2 separate regions of the Mus musculus genome follow, and region 2 is linked to region 1. Evidence: chromatin loops called from intact Hi-C (ENCODE). Cell type or tissue: heart. All regions are shown on one strand. Each heading gives the region's core, and the rest is flanking DNA. Links, peaks and the distances in the headings are about the cores only.

Region 1 (8,071 bases), core at 1,705-6,704:
GCTGCAGGGGATCTGATGCCTTCACACACACACACACACACACACACACACACACACACTCAAACACACACACCACACCACACACACCAAACACACACACAGACATACCACACCACACACACAGACATACCACACCACACACACACCAAACACCCACACATATACACAGACATACCACACACACACACACACACACACACACACACACACACACACAAAATTCTTAATACAAAAAAGTAAAAATAGGCCGGGCGGTGGTGGCGCACACCTTTGATCCCAGCACTTGGGAGGCAGAGGCAGGTGGATTTCTGAGTTGGAGGCCAGCCTGGTCTACAGAGTGAGTTCCAGGACAGCCAGGGCTATACAGAGAAACCCTGTCTCGAAAAACCAAAAAAAAAGTAAAAATAACTGGGCAGTGGTAGTGCATGACTTTATCCCAGCACTTGGGAGGCAGAGGCAGAGCCAGGCAAATCCCTAAGTTTGAAGCCTGTCTGGTCTACAGAACAAGTTCCAGGACAGCCAGGGCTATACAGAGAAACCCTGTCTTGAAAAACAAAAACCAAAAAATAAAAATAAAAATCCATAGCTAATGTACCTCAGAATGACAATCTTCATAAAAACTGACTTAACGCTTCTTCTTCGGGAAAACACCAAGTGGCGGATGACGTCGGTGCAGCGGGAGGGCCCGGAGGACCCGGGGACCCAGGATTAGGAGGCCGCGGCGGCGGCGGCAGCTTCCAGCTTCCGCGCGGAGGATTCGGCCAAAGCCATGGCCATGGTTGAGGCCGCGGGGCTCGTGGAAGTAAAGCTGAAGACAAGGAGTGGATCCTCGTCACCAAGCTGGGCCGCCTGGCTAAGGACATGAAGATCAAGTCCTTGGAGGAGATCTACCTGTTCTCCCTGCCCATTAAGGAGTCTGAGATCATCGACTTCTTCCTGGGTGCGTCCCTAAAGGATGAGGTTCTGAAAATCATGCCAGTGCAGAAGCAGACTCTAGGCTGGCCAGCGGACCAGGTTCAAGGCTTTCGTTGCTATTGGGGACTACAATGGTCACGTTGGTCTTGGTGTTAAGTGCTCCAAGGAGGTTGCCATCATCTTGGCCAAGCTTTCCATCATCCCTGTGCAGAGAGGCTACTGGGGAAACAAGATTGGCAAGCCCCACACTGTTCCATGAAAGGTGACAGGCCGCTGTGGCTCTGTGCTGGTACATTTCATCCCTGCCCCCAGAGGCACTGGCATTGTCTCTGCTCCTGTGCCCAAGAAACTCCTGATGGTGGCCAGTATAGATGACTGCTACACTTCAGCCAGAGGCTGCACTGCCACCCTGGGCAACTTTGCTAAGGCCACCTTTGATGCCATCTCCCAAGACTTACAGCTACCTGACCCCCGACCTCTGGAAAGAGACTGTCTTCACCAAGTCTCCTTATCAGGAATTCACGGATCATCTTGTGAAAACCCACACGAGAGTCTCTGTTCAGAGGACCCAGGCTCCAGCTGTGGCTACTACATAAGGATTTTGTACAAGAAAAATAAAAGAATTAAGTCTCCTTAAAAAAAAAATTGACTTAACTGGACATCTGGGCTCACTGAGACACAGGACGAAGATGGGCAATACTCTTGGGAGGATGATGCAATGCAAGGTTCATTCACTCTCATCTATTCGCGTAGTTATACCAGTGGAGTGCTTATCACTGGCACTCTTCCAAGCACTGGCTTCTCCTCACAGAAATAACTCGACTCACCTTCCATTCCAACTACACTGCCACAGTGGTAGAAGGTACTTCATTTCATTTTCTGAGACACTGGCACGCTATGTAGCCCAGGATAGCCTCAGACTTGAGTCCTCCTACTTCAGCCAAGGACTAGGATTACAGATATGAGCTGCATGCCTGGCTAGGCTACTTTTGTTGCTGGCTACTTTGTAGAACATAAACAAAGAAGAAAAATATTTACTCAAGAGATACGGAGGGTAGTTCCAAACTCTTGAGCAAGGGGGTGGCGCAGGGGAGGGGGGGGTTGTTGCTCAAAAGTAGAGAAGGCACCACCACACATGAATCCCTGCTTTCATAGCCAACCAAATAGCTCCCAGCAAACACAAACACAAAATTTCTTTTTTGTTTTTTTGTTATGGACACAGGGTTTCTCTGTGTAACAGCCCAGGCTGTCCTGGAACTTGATTTGTAGACCAGGCTGGCAGAACTCACAGAGAGCACCTGCTTCTGTCTCTGGCTACACAAAACTTTTTAAGCAAAGCAGTCAAGGAGTAGGAAAAAGGCAGAGTTCAAATGAGGCCTGGTGATGCACACCTGTAAGCCCAGCGCTGGATAGGCAGAGCCAGGAGGATCAGTTCAAGGACAGCCTTGGCTACAGAGCAAGTTTAAGACTAGCCTGAGCCTGACCCTATCTCAATAAATAAATAGCAAAAAAAAAAAAAAAAAGGGGGGGGGGGCTGGAGAGATGGCTCAGCGGTTAAGAGCACTGACTGTCCTTCCGAAGGTCCTGAGTTCAATTCCCAGCAACCACATTGTGGCTCACAACCATCCGTAATGGCTTCTGATGCCGTCCTCTGGTAAACATGAAGATAGTATATTCATACATATAAAATAAATAAATAAATAAATATTTTTTTAAAAAAAATTAGAAAAAAAAACCAAGTCTTCAAGATCAGTCCAGCAGGGGCTAAAGATTTGGCTCAGTGGCTAAGAGCATGCGCTGCTCCTGCAGAGGGCAGGGTTTAGTTCTCAGCACCAATATGCTAGGTTATCTGTAACTCCTGTTCCAAGGGATCTGATACCCTCTTCTGGCTCCACCAGAACCAGGCACACATTGTGGTGCACATACATGCATGCAGGTAAAACACTGATACACATAAAAATAAAAAGAGATATTTAAATCTATGATTGGGGGGGGGGGTTGTCAATCTAGCAATAGTACCATGGACAGATCTTGGGAAGTGGGTGGGGAGAAGCAGAGAATTAGGAATCCCTGGCCAGCCTAGAACTAGGCAAAATCCTGACTCAGAGAAAGAAAAGTGGGCATCTGGGCAGCTCAGAGAGAGGTGGCACTTGCTTGTGCAAGCCCAACAATGTGAGCTCAATCCCTGGGATAAATGGAGGGGGTAGCAGGAGAGACCTGACTCCACCAAGCTGTCCTCTCACCTCCATACCGGGGCTATGGCTCACACTCACACACACACATACACCATATAAACACATACACACACACACTAATAACAAATAAAAATACTTTAAAAAATGTTTAAGGCCCACTTGGGGACTGGCACAACAGCTGCTGTCAGACCATGCAATTATAGAATCAACTTTGAAGACCAAAACCAGACAAAGATTTAATAGCAGCTGCAGACCCAGAATAAAAGGGAAAAGGGAAGGTAGCATTTTTCCTCGAGAGCTCTGAGGACCAGCAACAGAAAAATGGCAGGGTCACTCACTTCATGTTGGTGACAGGGTGTGGCTGCTGAAGTACTATATGATCTTCAGATCATATTGTATAGGTTTATTTGTCTTTATGGTACTGGGGATGGAACCCCAGGCCCTTCCACACAGTAGGCAAGTGCTACAGTACTGAGGTCCCAGTCTCCAAAAATATTTTTTATAGACCAGTGAGAAAAGATTCTTGCTGCCAAGACTGAAGACCTGAGTTCAATCCCCAGGACCTACATAATGGAGAACCAACTTCACAAAGTTGTCCTTTGACGTCCACACACGTCATGGCAGATGAAAACACACATACTCTCTCTCTGAATGAAGAAAGGAAGGGAGGAAGAAAAGAAGGAAAGAAGGGAGGGAGGGAGGGAGGGAGGGAGGGAGGTGAAATGCCAGTGAGCAAGCCCATAACAGGCACTGTCTTCTATTTAGCCACATGCCCAGGCTTCAGATCACATTATATAAGGGACCCCCCACTGACCTAAGTGAGTTCGTGGTTTTATAAACAGTCATTGAACCCTTAAACAAAGCCAACACACTACCTGCTTCACCAGACCACAAACCCAGGCCAGAAACCTGAGATGCTTGGAATGAGTACTTCCCTCAGCGCCACCCCAGAGGAGCCTGACCCAATTGGCTAATGTAATCTGTGTATCCCGGGGCCTTCGTCTGTTTGCTGTGTTGAAAACCGACCCTGGGTGACCCTCAACCATTGCATCTGTGTGCCGGGAAGGTTACCAAGAGTTTTTATGTATCTACCCGGTCCAGTGAACCTTTATACAGACCCAGTACACAATACACACTGTGAAGATCAAAGCCACACAAGTTCCTGTTGTTATGAACATGACCTGTCCCGGGGAGGGATGATGTGGAGAGTGAACTCTGAGAAGGGGTTAGGCAGGTGAGGGCTACAGACACTGGTGACCAGGGTACATAAAGTCAAATGACTCAATACCACCTGTAACTTTCACTCACAAGAAAATGACGTAGGTTCCACCTTGGAAGGCACACCTTGTCTATTATTCTTCCTGTTATACAATCAGGCAAACAAGAGCCAATCTTCCAGATTATTGCTCTACCGCAGGCTATCACCTGTCCACTCACGGAACAGATCATTGCTAAGGCACCAGAGTCTGGAGTAATGTCTAATTATCCTTTATACTTTAAAAGCCTTCCTTTCTTCTTTTTCCTTCCTTCCTTCCTTCCCTTCTTCCTTCCTTTCCTCCCTCCCTCCCTCCTTTTACGAGACAGGCTCTTACCTAGCCCAGGGTAGCTTCCAACACACTGTTTCCCAGGATAGTCTTGAAATCCTGATCTGCCTACCTCCACCTCCTGAATCTTGAAGTATACACAGGTACCACTCTGCCTACTTTATGCAGTACTGGGGATGGAACCCAGGGCTTCCTGTGTGGTAGGTAAGCAGTCTACCAACCGAGCTACATCCCCAGTCAGAAACTGCTTAGCTTCTGAAAAGCACAGGGAATTCTCTTATCTATATCATACATAGATTGGAAGGTCTCAGCCCCCAGAATGCCAACTGAAAGACTGACCTCCACCTAAGACATATCTTAAAACCAAAGTAAGTGGGCTGGAGAGATGGCTCTGTGGTTAAGAGCACTGATTGCTCTTCCAGAGATTCTGAGTTCAATTCCCAGCAACCACCTTGTAACAGTGACAGTGTACTCATATACATAAAATAAATAAAAATTTTTTTTTAAAAATTGAAATAAGTGGGCAAGCAAGATGGCTTAGTGAATAAAGGAGATTGCTGTCAATAATGTATGACAATAGTCAATCAGAAAAATAAAACACCGGGTTATCTAGTAGTATGCATAATTTTTGTGTTTTCATGTTCAGAATGCATGAAACTTAAACCTAAAAAGGTGGGATGATGGGGGCTGCAGAGAAGGCTCAACCATGAAGGGAACTTGCTGTTCTTCTAGAGGCCCAAGCTTGGTTCCTAGAACCCATGCCAGGAAGCTCACGACCACCTGAATACTAGCTCTAGAACTAATGCCTTCCTCAGGCCTCCTAGCACTTGATAGGCTAAAGTCAGAGGAGTGTTGAGTTCAAAGCCATCCTTGATTACAGCACAGAAGACTCTGTAACAAAAACATCTAAGAAGGAAGTGAGAAGGCCCAATGGGTAAAGGCATTTGCCACCATAATTGACGGCCTAAATGTGATCCCTGGGTCCCACATGGTGGCAGGAGACTGATTCTCCAAGTTGTCCTCTGACTTCCACATATGTACCATGGTGTAGGCGCCCACCCCATAAATAAGTGTAATTTTTAAAAATTTAATCAAAGAAACAGGAGGTAAGGAGATAACCTGGTTGATAAAGTGTGTCAATTTCCAAAACTTAGCATTAAAAAAAAAAGCTAGACTATCCCTGTGTACACACACACACATTCATAAAACCTGTTCAGGTAGGGCCCACCATGCAACCCCGGCCTCCCGCCACCCATATCTTAGGTATCCCGGAGGTGGTGTGCACCAGGATTCTTTGATGGGCTTAGGATCCCTACTGACTCATCAAGATTCAAAGGGCACCAGCTACCAAGAGCCTGGCACAGTTCCCTGCCTCCCAAGACAGCGCCTCTTGCATGCTCCATTGCTCATGTTCCCTTCCAGGTGGTTACCAAATGAATACTCAGCACCACACAGCACCTCACACCTATCACCTCAGGAGAAACTTGGCTTACTCCTCCATATATATTTAGTTTTCTGTTTGCTTCCCTCCCCAGCCAGGTTCTCAAGGGGCTGAACCCAAACCCACACAGACCCACCCACCCTGAGGGCCTCTGAAGTGTCATTCCACAGGGACCTAAGCCTGCCAAGAACAGCAAGAATCAACAGCAACCTTCTACCTGGGCATGGCGGTGAACATCTGGAAGCCCATCACTCTTTTTTTTTTTTTAATTTATTTACATTTCAAATGTTATCCCCTTACCCAGTTCCCCCACTCAGAGAAACCCCCTATCCCATCTCCCCTCCCCCTGCTTCTACTAGGGTATTCCTCCACCCACCCACCCACCCATTGTCGCCTCCCAGCCCTCCATTCCCCTACATTGGGGCATCTATCAAGCCTTCACAGGACCAAGGACCTCTCCTCCCACTGATACATGACAAGGCCATCCTCTGCTACATATGCAGCTGGAGCCATGTGTACTCTTTAGTTGGTGGCTTAGTCCCTGGGAGCTTGGTTGGTTGATATTGTTTTTTTTTTTTTTTTTTTTTTAAAGATTTATTTATTTATTTATTATATGTAAATACATTGTAGCTGTCTTCAGACTCTCCAGAAGAGGGGGTCAGATCTTGTTACGGATGGTTGTGAGCCACCATGTGGTTGCTGGGATTTGAACTCTGGACCTTCGGAAGAGCAGTCGGGTGCTCTAACCCACTGAGCCATCTCACCAGACCCGGTTGGTTGATATTGTTGTTCCATCATTCTTAAGATGACTGGGGCAGGAGGGCTGCTACTTAGAGGCAAGACCTTGGTTAAAATAAAGAAGAGGAGAGGGGAGGGGAGAAGAGAGAGAGAGAGAGAGAGAGAGAGAAAGAGAGAGAGAGGAAGAAGAGGAGGAAGAGGAGGAGGAGGAAGAGGGGAGAGGGAGGGAGGGAGGGAGGAAGGAAGGAAGAAGCCCTAACCTATGGAAGATGGAGGCAGAAGGACAAGGAGTTCAAGGCCATCTGCAGCTACATAGTGAGCTGAGTTCATGGTCACTTTGAGCTGCATAGCAAGCACCCGAGGTAATCTGGGAGATGGATGGAACAGGGTTTCTTCCTCCAGCCTTACTGATGAAGAAATCAGAGCCCAGCCTGTACCTATGGTTTGCCTTAGCAGATAAGCTGCCTTTAACCCAGTGCTTCTACTCCAGCATTTCTGTCAGGTGACAAACAACAGCAGTGTACCCTGTAAACCCAACACATGGGAGGCTGAGGCAGGAGGATTGCTACAAGTTTGGAGTCAGTCGGGGCTACTTAGCAAGACCTTGTCACAGCAAGACCTTGTCACAGAACAAACAACAAGGGGTTAAAAACAAAACAAGCAAACACATAAGTAAACAAACAAACAAAAAACTCAATGAAAAGGTATTTTCTGTCTCTAAGATACAAATTATCTATTTCTTTTACAAAGAAACAAACATTATACAATATGTAGTAAGACATACAAGATGGTGTGTACTCTGTTGTGCTTTGTGATATTGTACCCTTTTGGTTTTCTTCTTCTTCTTCTTTTTTTTTTTTTAGACAGGGTTTCTCTGTATAGCCCTGGCAGTCCTGGAACTCACTTTGTAGACCAGGCTGGCCTTGAACTCAGAAATCGAGAGGAGTTCTTGAGTGGGTTGGTAAAGTGTCGAGCACATGGTAAACCGGAAAAGAAAAAACAGAGCCACATAGGTGTGTGTGTGAAGGAATATGCTCAATATACAATAGATACCAGTATGAAAATCAATAAAGAAGAAAAAAAACTAGGGAAAGTTACATCTCACTGAGCTGAGGCCCACCGGCCTGGCCTGGTGTGTCAAGTGCTTACATGCCAGGCCTCTAGAATGACAAAGAGAATGACAACTGGGTAAGCTCTCACAAAGAGAGGTCATCCCTTAGATCTAGATTCTATATGAA
Region 2 (8,071 bases), core at 1,712-6,711, 260 kb before region 1:
GTGATAAAACACTACAGCAACCTAGAGATTTCTCCACTTGGGATCAAACAAACTGAAGAAATGAGAGAATGCAGAATTAGGCATGGTGGCCTATGGCTTTCATTCCAGCATTCTGGAGACTTGGGTCAGAAGGACAGTAACTTCAAGGCCTGCCTGAACAACATACAAGGGCTCATGGAAAAACAAACAACAAATTAGCCCAGGGAATGTAGGTGTGGAAGTGGGGACAGTAAACTTTGAGGGTCAGGATAAGACATGGTCATAGTTTGCAAACAGCCTGTGGCTAAGGGGCTGAGACTGTCTGTTGAGGGTCTCACTACATAGCTCTGGCTGACCATTGCTGTGTCGAACAGGCTAGGCTTGAACTCACAGAGATCTGCTTGCCTCTGCCTTCTTAGTGTTGGGATCAGAGGTGTGTGCCAACTTGTCCAGCATTATTTATTGGTGTCTGTGTACCCGTGTATATGCATGATATGTTCACACATGTGAAGGCAAAACAGTATGAAGGAATGTGAAGGTCAGAGGACAACCTGTGGTGGCAAGTGCCCTCAACTGTAGAGCCATCTCTTGGGTCCCATGATCCCATGGGCTCTTCTGACCCAGGCCTTATCTCCAACACAGGGCACCTCCGTCTGGCTAGTGGAACACACCGATGTGAGGGGCGCGTAGAACTCTTCCTAGGACAACGGTGGGGCACTGTTTGTGATGATGCCTGGGACCTACGGGCAGCCATTGTCCTGTGCCGTCAGCTGGGATGTGGCCAGGCTCTCGCAGCCCCGGGAGAGGCCCACTTTGGCCCAGGCCGAGGCCCAATCCTCTTGGACAATGTCAAATGCCGAGGAGATGAGAGCACCTTGCTACTGTGCTCTCATATCCGCTGGGATGTCCACAACTGTGACCACAGCGAGGATGCCAGTGTCTTGTGCCAGCCATTGTGACCCAGATGGCTCTGTACTCCATACCATATCAAAGGAGCCTATGAGGAACTGCCTGTCCTTTCCCAGGATGCCTTCCTATGATAGCTCGGGTTCCTGGTACCCCTTTCTCCCCGTGCATGGGAGAGATGCAGTACCTGCCCGAGTCCTCTTACTGTGTGTCCCGAGACTGTTATCACCTGCGGAAGGCCCAATACAGTGAACATAGCAATGTTTTGCTCAGCCAAATCAGAAAATGTGAGAGAATAACCCACTTCTCTTTGGGGGAACTCATATAGTACCCCCAATCCTTCCCTTCTGCACCCACATCCATGAGGCTTGGGCTGTCTGTAAATGCCTTCAAACCCTTACCGTGACCTCTCTTGGTCTCCTGCTAAAAGTGGGGAGACAAAGGGGTTGGGGTGCTCTTTTCTATAGACTGGCAGGGGACTGCAGAAGAACCAGGCCATCACCTTCCCTGCTGGGTGAGGACCTGGACTCAGATGGTGCTCCGCTGAACAAGGGGGCTGCAGGGGCCAAAACAGGGACCAGAGGAGCCCTTCCTGCAGCTTCTCTGATTTCCACTGCCCCCCCCCCCCCAGCACAGAGCCTCCATTTTGCAGTAACAAAGAACCCTGGAGGCCCATAGCCACTGTCCTTAGGTGCCAAGTCAATAAAGCATTATCTCCCCCAGTCTTTTAACTGAGGTCATTGTTTGAGAACCTGTACCATGGCTACTGGAAAAACTCCAGGAAGGACTTTCTGGAGAAAACTGGCATGGCGATGAAAGGCTGTGGTCCAAGAGCAGCATCATCCAGTTCTCCAGAGCCCATCACGGCCGGGAAATGCTGACTCACCATGGCAAGCCTCAGGCTCCTCAGTGGAGTGTCTGGTCATCCTCCATTGGGCTACACACACACACAAATCTAGATCCAGGAAAGGAGAGGCAGTAGGGCACGATGGTGCATGTTTGTAATGCCGGTGCTCGGGGTGCCGAAGAAGGGCGTTCTGCGGGTGGGGTGGGGTTCCAGGCCAGCCAGAGCTGCAGAGTGAGAGAAGCTGACTGAATAGGCCCAGAAAATAAAATGGCAGAAAAACGGAAAAAAACAAAACAAAACAACCCTCCTCTGGTCAACCTGTGATATTCCCTCTTTAAAGGGATCACAGGAATGAAGATCAGGAGTTCAAAGCTATCCTCAACTACATAACCATTCAAGGCCAGCTTAGACTACTAGATACCTGGGGGTAGGGGTTGCTGGGAGACCCTGCCTGAATTAGTGGTGGCAAAGATCTGTAATTCAGCACGTACATGCTTAAGCAGGTGGATTAGGAGTTTAAAGCAGCCTGAACTTCTAGAAAGGCCACACTACCCTCTCCACTTTCTCTGCCTATGAATTTCTATATTAGTTTTGTTTGCTTTTTGTTTTAGTTTTTCAAGACAGGTTGGTTTTGTTTGTTTGTTTGCTGTATAGCCCCGGCTTTCCTGTAACCCAGTCTATAGACCATGCTAATCTTAAATTCAGAGGTCTGCCTGCCTCTGCCTCCTGAGAGCTGGCATCCATTTTCATGTGTGAGTTGTTATATTTTGTTCTCATTCATTGCTGCCCTCTTTATGCCTTTGCTGTTCTCTGATGCTTCCTTTAGACTCCATTCCTGCTTGCTTGGGTTGGTTTGATTGCTTTGTTTTGCTGTGGTAGGACTGGGGATTAAACCTAGGCTGGTGAGATGGCTCAGTGGTTAAGAGCACAGACTGCTCTTCCAAAGGTCCTAAGTTTAAATCCCAGCAACCACATGGTGGCTCACAACCATCCATAACAACAATCTGATGCCCTCTTCTGGAGTGTCTGAAGACAGCTACAGTGTGCTTACATATAATAAATAAATAAATATTTAAAAACAAAAAAACAAAACCCACCTAGGACCTAAATCATGGAAGGCAAGTACTCGACCACTGAGCCACAGCTACAAACTCCAATTCTGGTTCCCTACCCCCCACCCCCACCCCGCAAAGATTTATTACTGAGTGTGCCTGTGTGTAGTGATGGTGATGATGATGATACAGGGCGTCCAGTTCTATCACACGCAGATCCCCTGGGTGCAGGCTTTCTCCTCAAATGCTGAGTTAGGCTAAAGGATAGCAAGCTCCGGAAGTCATCCAGTCTCTGCCCTCCGTAGTACCAGAGTTATAGGCATTCCTGGCCACTCAGGTTTTACTCCTGGGTGCTGGAATCCCCACTTGGGTCCCCAACTTTGTACAATGATTGCTCTTACCCACTGAAACACCTCTGCATCTGTGTATAAATGTTTTCATACATGGCTGAATGTTGCCCACGTGTATACCCTGTGTTCACCACAGTCACAAAGCGTTGGAGCCCCTGGTAGTGGAGTTATGATGGTTGTAAACCACACCACGTGGGTGCTGGGAACTGAGCTCAGGGGCTCTGCAAGAGCAAGTGCCCTAACTGCTGGGCCAGCTCTCTAGGCCCCTCTTACTTTAAAAAAAAAAAAGGCTAATGCATGCATGTTTGAGTACATGTGTGGTACATGTCACAGGAATTCTTTCCTTCCATGCGGGTACCAGATTCTTGATACCTGCTGAGCCATCACGCCAGCTTGGCCCCTCATCATCTATACCATCGTCCGGACCCTATGTCCTGGTCTCTACGTTCCTGAGGATGACTTTAAGTTCTGGTGAGTTTTTCGAAGTGCAGCAGGCTAGCCTCCCTTGTGTATTTGTTGTCACACCTGCCTGACAACTCGAATGGGAGCCAAACCTTGAGGATTGATGGATTAGCAAAAAGAGAAGAGGGGAAAAAAAAAAAAAAAAAAAAAACGAGGCAACTGGGATTGACTTCCTGTAAGGTCAAACTCCAAACTTCCAGGGTCTTCCCACTCAGGCACTGCTCCGGGAAGTGTTCTTAACCACTGTGCAAACGGAGGAAACAAAAGATCAGTGAAAGGTCCAGGGTTTTTCTGGGTCATCAAAACAAAACAAAACCAACAGAGTCCAGGTGTTGGGATTCCCACTGGAGCCCCGTAAGCCTCGACGGCCGGGGCGGACAGGGTAGGACGTGACGTAGCCCTGCCCTTCCGGGCCCCAATAACTCACGCCTTCCTGCTGAGTCACCGCAGGAGCTCAGAGGAGAGCCCGCCCTGGGTCGGAACTGAAGCCACGCCTCTATCTTACTGAAGGATTTTGATTGGGTAGCTTTGAAACTGGTTCAGCCAGTCGCAGCAAACGGAAGGTTGCTGGTTAGGTGGGGCAGGGGCGGGGCCACGCTCTTCGAGACCTTTCCATGCCTCGGGGCGGGTCTTTTTTTTTTTTTTGTGCAGAGTTCTAGGTTTGGTCTGACAAAGGAATTGAGTCCCCGGTACAGCCCATACAAGGGAAGGAAGGTCAACCATTCCCAAGACACTGTAGTTTAGGCGACATTTTCAGTCCCCGCGGACCTTTGCGGATTACAAAGAGTATTTACCAACAACAACCTCTGCGCCACAAGGCTGCTTCTCTCCTCACCACCCCACCCCCTCACCCCTTTTAAAAATGCTTTAGTCAAGGTCTCATGCAGTTCAGGGTGGCTTGCCAAAGGTGACTTTGAGTTTTTTTAATTTTATTTCTTCCTCTGCCCACCCAACTGGGGTTACAGGTGCGTGCCACCCCTGCTCATTTATGCAATTCTGAGGAACCCAGGACTTCACTTACGCTAGGCAAACGCTCGACCAACTGAGCTATATCCTAAAGCTACTGATATTTTCATAAAAGACCATTTGGTTGGTTTTGTTTTTTTCGAAACAGTTTTTCTGTATGACGCTGGCTGCCCTGGATGGAACTCAGTCTGTAGACCAGGCAGGCCTCAAACTCAAAGACCTGCTTGCTGAGATGAAAGGCATGCGACGCTTTCACAGAGGACATTTAACCCACAAAGGACTGTTGAAATTGTAAAACCGGTTCACAATAAAACCAGAATTGGAATAGGGTGTGGTGGCACTATGGGGTAAAAAACATCTAAAATAAATCAAGATTAAGGAGGCTGGTGTGTAACTCAGCTGGTAGAGCTCTGTCCAAGCATTCAGAAAGTCCAAGGTTCAGTCCCCAACTCAGTTTGGGTCAGCGAAAGGGTTCCACAGGTAAAGGTGAGGCCATGTGGCCACACACACACACAATTAAAATGTCTTTTTTTTTTTTTAAATCAGCAACTACAAAAAGAAAATAGATTTCTAAAAAGGGAAGAAAACAAACCTCAGTGTGGTGGCTGTCACATGCCTAAAGTCCCAGGGGTGGAGACAGATGGTCACCCTCAATTATACAGCTAATCCAAGGCCAGCCTATGCTACATAAGACATGGTCTCAAAAACAAACCAATTAAAGAATTGGAAAAGGTTCCCCACCTCTGGCAAACATGAACAATAAACTGAGGGGTGTTGTGGTTGTGGTTTTGTTTTGAAACAAGACAATGTAGCCTATGCTGCCCTGAAATGTGTTGTGTAGCCAGAAATGAACGCAGACTTCTGAACTCCCTTGCCTCAGAGACAGGATCTCACACTTCAGTCCAGGCTGACCTCAAGCAGTTTCCACCCCCATCATCTTCCCAGTGGCTGGTTTTATAGATGTGAGCTACCTCAGGTGGGTTAGACTGAGGATTTTAACACAGCCTGCTGTACCACAGCAAATTCTATGTGTAGCATCACCCTGACCGAGTGTCTGTCGTCTTAAGATTGGCCCTGCCAGCCAGGCATGGTGGCACATGCCTTTAATCCCAGCACTTGGTAGGCAGAGGCAGGCAGATTTCTGAATTCGAGGCCAGCCTGGTCTACAGAGTGAGTTCCAGGACAGCCAGAGCTATACAGAGAAACCCTGTCTCGAGAAAAAAAAAAAAAAAGAAACAAAAAAAAAAAAAAAAGATTGGCCCTGCCAGACCAGAGCAAGTTTGACATAACTCAATCTGGGCAGATGGAGAAACATGCAGAGAGCCAGGATTGACCTGCCCCACTGTGAGCTACAGAGCAATAGGGACTTGAGTCTTTTGCACTGTCATTGGCTTCCTTTTCGCTGGATAGGAAGGCCTGATGAAGAAGCTGTAGTCAACGAGGCACCTGCTGTCTGCCACCATAGTCAATTTTCTGTCTCAAGATCCCTGCATGAGTTAGACAAGTCTGGGTCCCTGCGAGGTTAGCAGCAGTCAGCTCAGGGAACCCTTTTCATGGGATAGATAGCTTATTCCATCCACGTGGCCATTCACTTGGAAAGTCAAAGTTGCCTCTACCTTAAAAAAACCAGGTCCAGGCTTGGTGGTGCACGCCTTTACTCCCAGCATTCAAGAGGCAGAGGCAGGTGAATTTCTTAGTTCGAGGCCAGCCTGTTCTACAGTGTGAGCTCCAGGACAGCCAGGGCTACACAGAGAAACCCTGTCTCAAAAACAAAACAAAACAAAACAAAAACAGTGCCTTGGGCCAGTGATGAAGCTCACAGGTAAAAGTAATTGCTTGAAACAGCCTGACAACCTGACTTCAATTCTCCAAATTACCTAAAAGTAGGCAAGAACTGGCCTTTTTAGAAAGTTATCCTCTAAGTTCTTCATGCACACGTTTGCACGCACTCACACTCGCATCCATGCATACACTAAAATCAAATGGGAAATACCAGTACTTTGGAGGCAGAGGCAAGTGGATCACTATTGAGTTCCAAGCCACAGCTACATAGTGAAGCCCTTTCTGGGGGAGTGGGGGGAGGGAGGACCAGAAAACCTGGCCTGGGATGTAGCCCAGTTGGTAAAGTGCTTGCCTAGCATGCATGAGGCCCTGAGTTTGATTCCTAGCCCTGCATAAACTGTGTGTGGTAGCAGACACCTGTAATCAGAGCATGTAGCAGGTAGACTCAGGAGGATTCTCCTATAGAGCAAGTTCAAGGCTAACCTGGGCTTCATAAGACCCTGTCTCAAATAAACAAAATAAAGCCCTAGGAAGATGAATTCCTCATGTCTGCTAGGTAACTTTCTGTTACCAAGAGAAAACAAGATTAATTACTTTTTTTTTTTTTTTTTTTTTTTTTTTTGGTTTTTTCGAGACAGGGTTTCTCTGTATAGCCCTGGCTGTCCTGGAGCTCACTTTGTAGACCAGGCTGGCCTCGAACTCAGAAATCCGCCTGCCTCTGCCTCCTGAGTGCTGGGATTAAAGGCGTGCGCCACCACGCCCGGCTTAATTACTATTTTCTATTTCTTATTGTTCTGTGTATGTGTGTATAATGTTCATGTATGGATGCAAGCATGCCTGGGCCACCACACACGAGTAGAGCCATCTGAGAGGAAAATTTGTGGGAGTCAACACTCTCCCACCATGCGAATGCTAGGGAATCCAACTGATATCCTCCAGATTGGCACCAGGTACCTTCACCTGCTGGGCCACCGTGCCAGCCCCCGTTGTTAGAAATTTCAGAAATTGAGCATCCATGGAGCTGTCTGCCCAATCAAACTGCCTTGCTCATTCCCCCCCTTAATTTTGTTCATAATTTTGCATTGTAATGCAAGATGACCACAATTTCCTGATCCCCCTTCTGCCATCTCCTGAGGACTAGCTACACCTTGAGACCCTGTCTTGAAAAAAACCCAAAAAACAAAGCCAAAACTCTTCACCGTCTTTGTCTTTTTTTTTTTTTTGGTAGCTTTAATATATATATATTTTTTTTTTTTTCTTTTTTCTGGGCGTGGTGGTGCATGCCTTTAATCCCAGAACTTGGGAGGCAGAGGCAGGTAGATTTCTGAGTTCGAGGCCAGCCTGGTCTACAGAGTGAGTTTCAGGACAGCCAGGGCTACACAGAGAAAACCTGTCTCAAAAAACCAACCAACCAAATATATATATTATGTAATTTTATTTATATGTGTGTGCCTAAGTATATATATGTGTACTGTGTGCATGCAGGAGCCCTTGGGGGTCAGAAGACGTGTTGTATCCTCTGGAAATGGAACTGGAGTTACAGATGCTTGTGAACTACCTACGACAGGTGCTGGGACTCAAAACCAGGTCCTCTACAAGAGCAGTAATCACTCTTAAAGTTAGAACCATCTCTTTAGCTCTGCCCATCCCCCACATTTTTAAAGAATTCACTTTTTTGTTTGTTTGTTTGTTTGTTTGTTTTGAGACAGGTTTTCTTTGTGTAGCCC

The links. A loop is a pair of places that touch in the nucleus more often than their neighbours do. Peaks named below come from ENCODE experiments on the same cell type or tissue, not always from the same donor. Only the 100,000 strongest peaks of a DNase experiment are listed, where the experiment ranks them.
Region 2: it touches region 1 in a loop (2.6-fold over the local background); 1 of 42 quality-filtered maps calls a loop at or near these places.

What each region holds. Positions count from the first base shown.
Region 1 is chr5:135,691,603-135,699,673 of GRCm38, reverse strand. All of the region lies in intron 1 of Por (P450 (cytochrome) oxidoreductase), which reads right to left. It also overlaps the pseudogene Gm16061. Among named protein-coding and RNA genes, the nearest start is that of Por, 6.5 kb to the right of the region's middle. In heart, for the core only: no CTCF peak of the experiment used is centred there; a DNase peak (open chromatin) is centred at 4,113.
Region 2 is chr5:135,953,759-135,961,829 of GRCm38, reverse strand. Ssc4d (scavenger receptor cysteine rich family, 4 domains) reads left to right here. Exons shown (of 11, transcript NM_001160366.1): 11 at 622-1,607. The coding sequence ends at 938. Among named protein-coding and RNA genes, the nearest start is that of Ssc4d, 17 kb to the left of the region's middle. In heart, for the core only: no CTCF peak of the experiment used is centred there; DNase peaks (open chromatin) are centred at 1,779 and 4,069; H3K4me3 peaks cover 1,190 bases; H3K27ac peaks cover 2,295 bases.